Regions from separate parts of the Homo sapiens genome. Here region 1 is linked to region 2. A link is a contact called in ENCODE Hi-C or POLR2A ChIA-PET data. All regions are on one chromosome and are shown on one strand. Each heading gives the region's core, a stretch centred on a gene start or an enhancer-like site at or near the end of the contact. The rest is flanking DNA. Distances are from core to core; before and after follow the strand shown.

Region 1 (4,552 bases), core at 1,868-4,367, 1.4 Mb after region 2:
GTGCCACTGCAGTCCAGCCTGGGCAACAGAACGAGACTCTGTCTCAAACAACAACAAAAACCACCTACAAATTAAAAAAAAAAAAAAAAAAAAAACTTCACTTTCTCCCTAATCAGAGCCATACAGTTTTGTTTCTGTGAGAAGAATCAAGCAAAGGATGAGAGCTACACCATTTTGTTTCCCTGTCCCTTGAAGGCATAATTTTAAATAAAATTTTTAAGAGAAGGTAAGTTTAAGCATAAATACGAGCTTATGGTCATTTTCAAATGTTTCTCGTCTGACAACATTTAATTTATTCAGGCCTACCTATGGCAGTTTTCTTCTCTAATTAGAACTCTCACACAGATAGAACACAATAATAGCCTGTAGTCCCAGCTACTCGGGAGGCTGAGGCAGGAGAATGGCGTGAACCCAGGAGGCGGAGTTTGCAGTGAGCCGAGATTGCGCCACTGCACTCCAGCCTGGGCAACGGAGCGAGACTCTGTCTCAAAAAAAAAAAAAAAAAAAAACACAATAACTTGCAGAAAAATTTTTAAAAAGCAAATGGAGAGAGAAGACAAGGGAAAATAGAAAAGGGGAAGAAGGAGGAGAAGGAAGCTGAGGAGGAGCAGGAGAAAGGAGATGACAAAGTCAGACTTACAGAACCAAGACGATTTGTATTTTCAATTTCCTATGAAATTCCCAAATGTTAATTTCAGGGGCAAGGAAATGATTGTGCTTATGCGAGTAAACTTTCTTAGCAAACTCAGCCCAGCCTTTAAAATCTTGAAATTCTTTGCACAAATTGCCTTCATTACTTTCTCCCATTTTCTAGCAATTCGCGAGATAAGTTTCTTGTTAGATATTCTTACTAATTTATGAAGGTGAGTCATCAAACATCGTTGTCTGATATATCTCCAGGGAAGTCTAATTATTTTTCAAGTACATTGTGACACGTCAACCTCTTAGTCATTGTATTCCCTTTATCCTATGTTAAATTCAGTTCGTCAAGCAACTGCTCAATTCCTACCTGCTTTGGCATTTACAGTCCTGATTTTGCACATATTTAACTGTTTTATACTTCTCATTCTTTTTTTAACCAACAACACCACATCAAATTTGTCCAATAATTTTATTAGATTTACAAGGCTCTCCTATATGCTAAACACGTTTTATTTGTGAGACTTAAAGGAATATATGCATCATTATCCTTACCCACTGTTTATTCATTTACATATTCTCTATTGTGTTTTTCAAGATTGCTATATTTATTATTTAAACTTAGCATCCTCTGACACATAGAAGCACATACGCCCTTTCAGTAAGCTTTATTGACTCTGTATACTGATTCTGTTTCTTCAATAGAGCTTAATCAAAACAAATAAAATGATATAACATTTAAGTTTCTTGTGTAAAAATGACACACATTCGGAATGTTCTAAGATAGAACTGTTGGTCCAGTTCTTCTTGTTTTATTCTACCCTTCAATCCAGAGTCATTTTGCTTCCAGAAGTATTTCTGCACATACATTAATTGGCCTCTACTTAACTGTAATATCCTCAGAGAATTATGCCAGTCTTCATTTTCTCTACTCCCTTTTCATGGAACTTTATATTTCTCTGAGCATATTTATTCTTGCCTTACTAATGGCTGCAAAGTGACTTTCACATTCTTTACTACTTTACCTCTGATTTCTGCATGGTCCATGCAATTCTGAGGGTTAGCCCATATGGGTCTCCTACTTTAATACATGGTGAAAATTAGATTTACTTGGTCATAAATGTAATACATTAGCCTCCATCTGCCATTATGTTGTTATGTTCAAATTATGAGACTCCTCTTGAAGCTATATTAACATAACAATCAAATCACGTAGTTTTAACTGAGATGGTATTATTTTGTGGTGGCTTAAATGTGTGATGGTTGGAGGTGGGGAGGCTGTATCTGCAGATCTTGGGGCAGGGGCTGAAGTCCCTGTTCCTAGGATCAGAAACTTTCCCCCTTAATTCTATTATTTGAAAACAGTCAGAATGCTATGATTGCTAATGTCTTCCATGACAAATCCTTATACAAGCTCATTTTGCTAAAGGATTCTATGTGGGGTTTCCATTCTACGGAAAGAAGTTCTGCTTCTACCAATGATTCATTTCAGCTAGAGGCAGAGCCCACATTTGTCCTTGGGAGTTGTGGGTAAACAGATGGTCCCCAAATGATGTTTGATTAAATGTCCATCAAATTTTTGTTTAACTGTTTACCTTCACAGTAAAACCTTCCCTGATTATCTTTTCTAAAATTCCAACTCTCTGACCTATCTTAGCAATTTTATAACACTTCCTACTCTTAGCAATTATATAACACTTCCATAGTACTTAAGACCTTCTAAAATGGTATTTACATTATTTTGTTTATTGTTTCTTTCTCTTCACTATAAGCTAAGTTAGCACAGTGTCTACTAATTAGTAAGTCTTCAATTGGTGTTTATTGAGTAAATTACCTTGAGGTAAGCCCAGTTGGATAAAACCCTTTAGAAGTGAGTTAAAATTGTTTTAAATGACTGCTGCAAACCTTTTCACAAATAAGGTGCATTGCTAGGTGATTCTTAGGCCTTACCAATAATTTGAATAATTTTTCAGAAAGCACTGATATTTTAATTAGGTCTCAGAACCCTCTAGCCCATATAATATAATGTAGAAACCCCAAATGATCTCCAAGTAATTTAGTGTTGACAGTTATCCTGACCTGAGATGATCTGGAGTTGGTTGAGCCCTCTTAAACCCTAATGCAATGTTCTGTTCTTTACACCATGAACAGATCCTTCCAAGGAGCGAAACTAGTTATTACAAAAATAAATTAGCCTCATGAAGAGATGAATATATAGTAGAAAACCACTGCTTATAATTGGCCCATCTTTCATCCATGAATTTTGAAACAGGAAAAAAATTAAATATATGTAGTCTCTCAACCTAGGCCCTCCTCAACCTAGAATTTTCACTCTCCTTAGGGTTAGAAAGAATAATTTCGTGGTAAGAGCTGAAAAGCTAGCCATACAAGCAACATGAAAATTAGCAATCCCCTGAAGGTCACAAAGGGGTAGACTCTCCGCTCTTTGACAATAGGATCTTGTTCCCTTCCTCAGGAAGTGCATATAAAAGTCTGAGCAAGCTGGCACAGATAAATCTCCTCATCCAATGATTATATCACCCATGTTCTTGCTTTAAAAGCTTGTAATTTTCACTTTATAAATTAGCTTTTGAGTTTGGGGTCATTACTTTTACTTTACTGCTTTGTTTAATTCATTTGGCAGTATTGGATATGAGAATCGATAGCTTGAAAAAATGTTTAAACAAAGATGATTCTCAATACGAAAATGTGGTTTCTAGTTAGAAGCATACTAAACTCTCGTGAGTCATCATTACATAAAGCCTTATTAGCAAATGCAGAGACAATAAAATGTATTATTTTAGTCCTCATTTTAATCATCAGTTCTACTAAAGATAAATCTGAATCACTGGCCTTAATCACTTAACTATTGAGAACTTATGTGGACTAAGTGACCCACCAGTTCATCTACCCTATTCATTCCTGCTTTGAGTTGGAATAGAGCCCAAATTATAGAAAAACAAAAGAAGTAAGCTGCAGGAAACTTGTGGCTAGTAATATAAATAAATCACTTATGTCAAAATAGATAAACAGATATGGCTCCATTACAAAATGAAAAAAAGACTTAATTTACAAAAGCAGGTGGCAGTTTTGACTTGGCCCATGAGTCATAGTTTGCCAACCTCAAGCTTTAATGAATAAAATATCCTAGAAGCAGAAATTATGAAATATTGTTTAATGCACCTACTTAAAGTATATATAGCTAATACATACAGTTCTAATTATGTTACAGTCATGTATCATACATTAATTCTAAATGTTTTATTCATATTAACATATTATTGCTCAGAACTCCTGTACTTGTTCTATTCAACAGAGTAGGAATTGGAAACATAGAGAAGTTAGGTAACCTGTCTATATCAGTTCATAGGACTGCAATGACAAATTACCATAAACTGGGTGGTTTAAGACAACATACATTTATTCTCTACATGTTTGGATGCTAGAAGTCTAGAATCAAGTAGTCAGCAGTGCTATGCTGTCTCTGAAAGCTCTAGGAGGTGATCCTTCCTCGCCTCTTCTTAGCTTTTCCTAGAATCCTTGGCATCTTTTTTCATTGCAGATGCATCACTGAAACTTCTGCCTCTGTCGTCACGTGACATTATCTCAGTGTGTTCCTATCTTTTCTCACCTTCTTATAAAGGCACCAGTCATATTGGAATATAATCTATCCTAATCCAGTATAATCTCATCCTAACAGAATTATGTCTGCCATAACCCCATTTCTAAAGGGTTGAGGGAAGGGGTTAGAACTTCAACATTTCTTTCTATGGACACAACTCAATCCACAACACTGCCTAATAAAATTTTACATTATATGAATAGTACATAGTCATGGGTGCATAACATCAATGATGTTTTCAGTATAAGCACAATTAAAAGAATATTTAATTTTTTTCATTTATAAAATATA
Region 2 (4,319 bases), core at 857-3,356:
GAGGTTTAATTGGCTCATGGTTCCACAAGGTGTACAGGAAGCATGGCAGCATCTGCTTCTGGGGAGGCCTCAGGGAGTTTTACTCATGACAGAAGGCAAAGCAGGATCAGGCATATTACATGGCAGGTGCAGGACTGGGGGTGGCGGAAGTACTAACACATTTTTAAACAACCAGATCTCGCGAGAACTTTATCACTATATAGTACCAAGAAGGCAGTGGTGCTAAACCGTTCATGAGAACTCCACCCCCATGATCCAATCACCTCCCACCAGGCCCCGCCTCCAACAGTAGGGAATTATGATTTGACATGAGATTTGGTGGGGACACAGATCCAAACCATACCAGTTCCTGTTGCATAGAATGTTGGGAAAGGTAGCATGCTTTGCACTGAACCTACACCCCACCAAAGGATCACAATTTAAATTAGCAATTAAAAAACTCTAAGCCTTCATAAAAACAGGTATTTCTCAGCTAACTTGTCCATAGACACTACTTTTACCCTCCTCAGTGGCTCTGTGGACATCTAATTGTAATCCAAGAAAATAAAGTTGCTGAAATACACTTTGAGGAATGCTAGATAGATTAGCAAGGCATTTAATAACAAGGGTTGTAATTATTTGTTCTAGGCAGAGTTCTTCTAATTGGGGTGGGTGAATTGGGAGAATAAACGTTGATTGAGCACTCGTTACAAATGGAACAGTGCACAACATCTCTTCTTAATGTTTAGCTGTTCCTAGAAGAGAGAGAATCTGAATCCTATTTTGCAAATGCAGATGCTGGGGTTCAAGAGAATAAAACGTCTACAGGCAGTCATGTAGCCTATCACATACAAGGTCTGGGCCCTTGGCACTACTTAACGTGCACTCTCATGTATAGAACCCTCAAAAACAAAATTGCTGACAGCACATTTTCACTTTTGTTATGAAAACATAGATTTCAAGAAAGGGCCCTGTAGAAGTTCTTGGAGAAAAATTAAGAGCCTATTCAAGTCTTCAAGTGAAGCTTTGAATATTGTAGGTTAGGCAGGGACACATCAATACTTTTATTAACTAGGGCCACTGAGGTTGAGAATGATGAGTGCTAGTTGAGCTGGATGTCAGACCAGAATACCGTCTGCCTTTTGAGATGAAATGACCACCTCCAGCTCCTAAAAAGAAACTGTTCCCAAGCTTTATTAATGTTCTGACTCCATCATTTGGATCCTGACTGGGTATGTGCCGCCTTGTGAGATTTTGATTAAAATTGTGCCTTCTGGAATTTTCTCCTTAAAGAAAAGGTAAGTACTCAACCAATCTCTGAAACATGCGTCAGCAATAGTTGATAAATACTTTAAAGATTTTATTTCCCTGAGATATACTGTAAGCAGAACAATTTAGGGAAATAATTTCTTAGGGGAAAAAAACTTATAGCTAGTTTACTGAGGACTCTGACGTATAATGGTAGTCTATATTTTGAGGACTGTCTTCTCTGTATTATATTTTAGGCCTTTTTTTGGAAAAATTGCTCTTGTGCTATAACCTGCTGGAGTGATTTTGAATAATAGTGTTAAGAAAAGGCAGTTTGTTGAGGTTCAGGGTTTTATTTGTTTCAGTTAGTAGGGAGAGCAGTATTAATATGTATTACAATTGCACAGTAAGAAAAACAGGATGTGTTTATTTTTTCCATGGGTATGATATATGATGTGGTTTCAAATCTCAAATGTTACTCAATTTCATATATACGGGCATTTAATCAAGATGGACTTTAAAATATCACATATGATATTACCAATTACTGTTACCATGAAAGGTGAGGAAGATTTCTTTAGTTGAATTATTTATAACCAAAATGGCCCAGATACAGGCTTGCTGCATGCTTTCTCCAGGAAAATGCCTCAGTCACCTTGTCATTGAATGACTGAGCCTTATTTCCCCTGTATTTCATTGTACTCCAACCAGCTCAGCCAAGCACAAAAGTGCAACCCCACAGACAACAGTTCATTGCACTTGGCAAGTCTTCCCATTAAGCAGGAATGTTTACCGTATTTATATTTGTGTATGTACTGTACTCATAAACATGCAAGCTGTACTCATTTCTGTTATGATTTGTGGCTTCTAAAATCAATCAGTCACCTAGATAACAGGCTACCTGGTTTCTTCCCATGCTATGATGAGGTATGAGTATATCTGTCTATGTGTATAGCTCAATGAGATTATTCTCATTTACTGCTACTCATTAGAATTCCTTAGCAATCTTAAAAAAGAACAAAAGCGGGATATTAACAGAACAATTACATCAGAATATCTGGCAGTGGGATGAGGGTATAATTATTTACTTACGTACTTGTTTTAGACTTTTTATTTTGGAATATCTTTAACATATATGTGGAAGTGAAAAAAATAAAATAATGAATCTACAGGATGATGTAACCATTGCTCAGCATCGACAATGTCTGATTCATTGTTAGACTTGTTTTATATATAGCCAACCCCACTTTCACTAACCCTTCCTTTGGGCTATTTGGATAGAAGTCCTAGCTATGACTTCATCTGAAAAATATCTTAGTGTGGATGTATGTGTAGTTAAAAGAGGATAATTCATTGAAAACTTGTAATACCATTAGGACACCAAAAGTTTAACTTACTTCTTTTGTATAATCAAATATCCTGTCAATGTTCGCACTTCCCAGATTGTCCCATATATTTATAATTTGTTGGCTCAAATCAGAATTCAAAGAAGGTATATTTATTGAGATCGGTTAATGTGTTTCTCACATCTTTTAAAATCTATAGCCTACGTCTCCATCTCTTTTTCTTGCAAAAAAGAGAGTGAGTCATTTGTTTGCAGTTTTCCAAAGGGTTAGGAATAATTGAATTTCTGTTACATCATTTCATGTGTTCCTCTGTTCTCTTTATTTCCTGTAAATTGATAGTTAGAGCTAAAAGCTTGGTAGAATTTAAATTGGATCACTTTGGAAAGATTGTTTTGTAAATGTTATTGGGCACACCCATCATTAGGCAAAATATTTCTGGTTGTTTCTCTTTTTGAGATATTAACAGCCTCTGATGATCAATGCCCAGACCCATTTTTGAATTAGTTTACAAAGTGATGCTATTCTAATTCAATTTTTCCTTTTACTTACTAGCTGCAATAGTTCATTCTATAATGAAGTTTTCCATCATCAACTATCTAATTACCCTGAGATTATATAGTTTATACAGTAAAGAAAGGAAAACTCCTTGATTCTTTTCTCTTATTTGCTAGTTTTCAAATGAGACCACATACCAGTTTCTTCCAATGAGGTTTAAAATTTGATATGATGAATGCATGAATTCTTAAATATGTGATATATTTTAATACTTGCAAATATTTTTCTTATTTGTGCTTAAATTGTCTCAACAATGGCCAGGGTATCCTCTTCATTTTGGATTCTGAGCCCTTTGGACACAATCCTAATAGTCACTGCTTTCTTGCTTTCTGGTATGAAGGCTCATCTTAAACATTCCTAAAAACAGCCATTTCTCTAAGAAGCCCTAGTTCCTTTTATGAGGAAATGTAATTAGAGACACAGATCTGATAGCTTGACATGCTCATTGTTACTAGATTGCTCATTTTAGAGCAGTTCACAGTAATATTGAGCAGAAGATACAGAGATTTCCCATGTACCTCCTTCCCCAACACGTGCACAGCCTCTCTTGTTACCAACATTCTCCACCGGAGTAGTGCATTTGTTACAATCTATGAACCTACCTTGACACATCATTATCACCCAAAGTCCATAGTTTACATTAGGGTTCACTTTTGGCATATAGTCTATAGGTTTGGACAAATGTATGATGACATTATCCACCATTATAGTATTATACAGCGTAGTTTCATTGCCCTAAAAATTCTCTGTGTTCTGCCTGTGTATCCATCTTCCCACTCAAACCCTGGCAACCACCAGTCTTTTAATTGGCTCTTTAGTTTTGACTTTTCAGAATGTCCTGAGGTTGGAATCCTACAGTATGTAGTCTTTTCAGATTGGCTTTTTTTCACTTAGTAATACGCATTTAAGTTTCCTGTATATCTTTTCATGGCTTGATAGCTCTTTTCATTTTAGTATTGCATAATATTTTACCTTCTGGATATATTACAGTTTATTCACCTACTGAAGACATCTTGGTTGCTTCCAAGTTTTGACAATTATAAATCAAACTGCTATAAACACTCATGTGCAGGTTTTTGTGTGGACATGTTTTCCACTCCTTTTGTTAAGTACCAAGGAGCTTGATTGCTAGATTCTATGGTAAGAATCTATTTAGTTTTGTAAGAAACTGCTAAGCTGTCCTCCAAAGTG

The links. A loop is a pair of places that touch in the nucleus more often than their neighbours do. ChIA-PET counts read pairs that join two places held with the same protein, here RNA polymerase II (POLR2A). Pooled maps may share reads with other maps.
Region 1: a loop to region 2 is called in a map of endothelial cell of umbilical vein, with 7 times the contacts of the local background. The contact joins two enhancer-like sites. A Hi-C loop is called at or near these places in 1 of 168 maps with a recorded cell type or tissue (endothelial cell of umbilical vein) and 1 of 50 pooled maps. POLR2A ChIA-PET finds 5 or more read pairs at or near these places in 2 of 52 experiments (OCI-LY7 and RWPE1).

What each region holds. Positions count from the first base shown.
Region 1 is chr2:35,500,379-35,504,930 of GRCh38, forward strand. No RefSeq gene overlaps it. Among named protein-coding and RNA genes, the nearest start is that of MIR548AD, 31 kb to the left of the region's middle. Within about 2 kb of position 3,118, at least 2 of the 41 ENCODE cell types and tissues checked have a DNase peak (open chromatin) inside an H3K27ac peak, as active enhancers do; they include endothelial cell of umbilical vein, where a contact is called at or near this core.
Region 2 is chr2:34,102,750-34,107,068 of GRCh38, forward strand. The region is part of intron 4 of LINC01317 (long intergenic non-protein coding RNA 1317); the gene reads left to right. Among named protein-coding and RNA genes, the nearest start is that of LINC01318, 38 kb to the left of the region's middle. Within about 2 kb of position 2,107, at least 3 of the 41 ENCODE cell types and tissues checked have a DNase peak (open chromatin) inside an H3K27ac peak, as active enhancers do; they include endothelial cell of umbilical vein, where a contact is called at or near this core.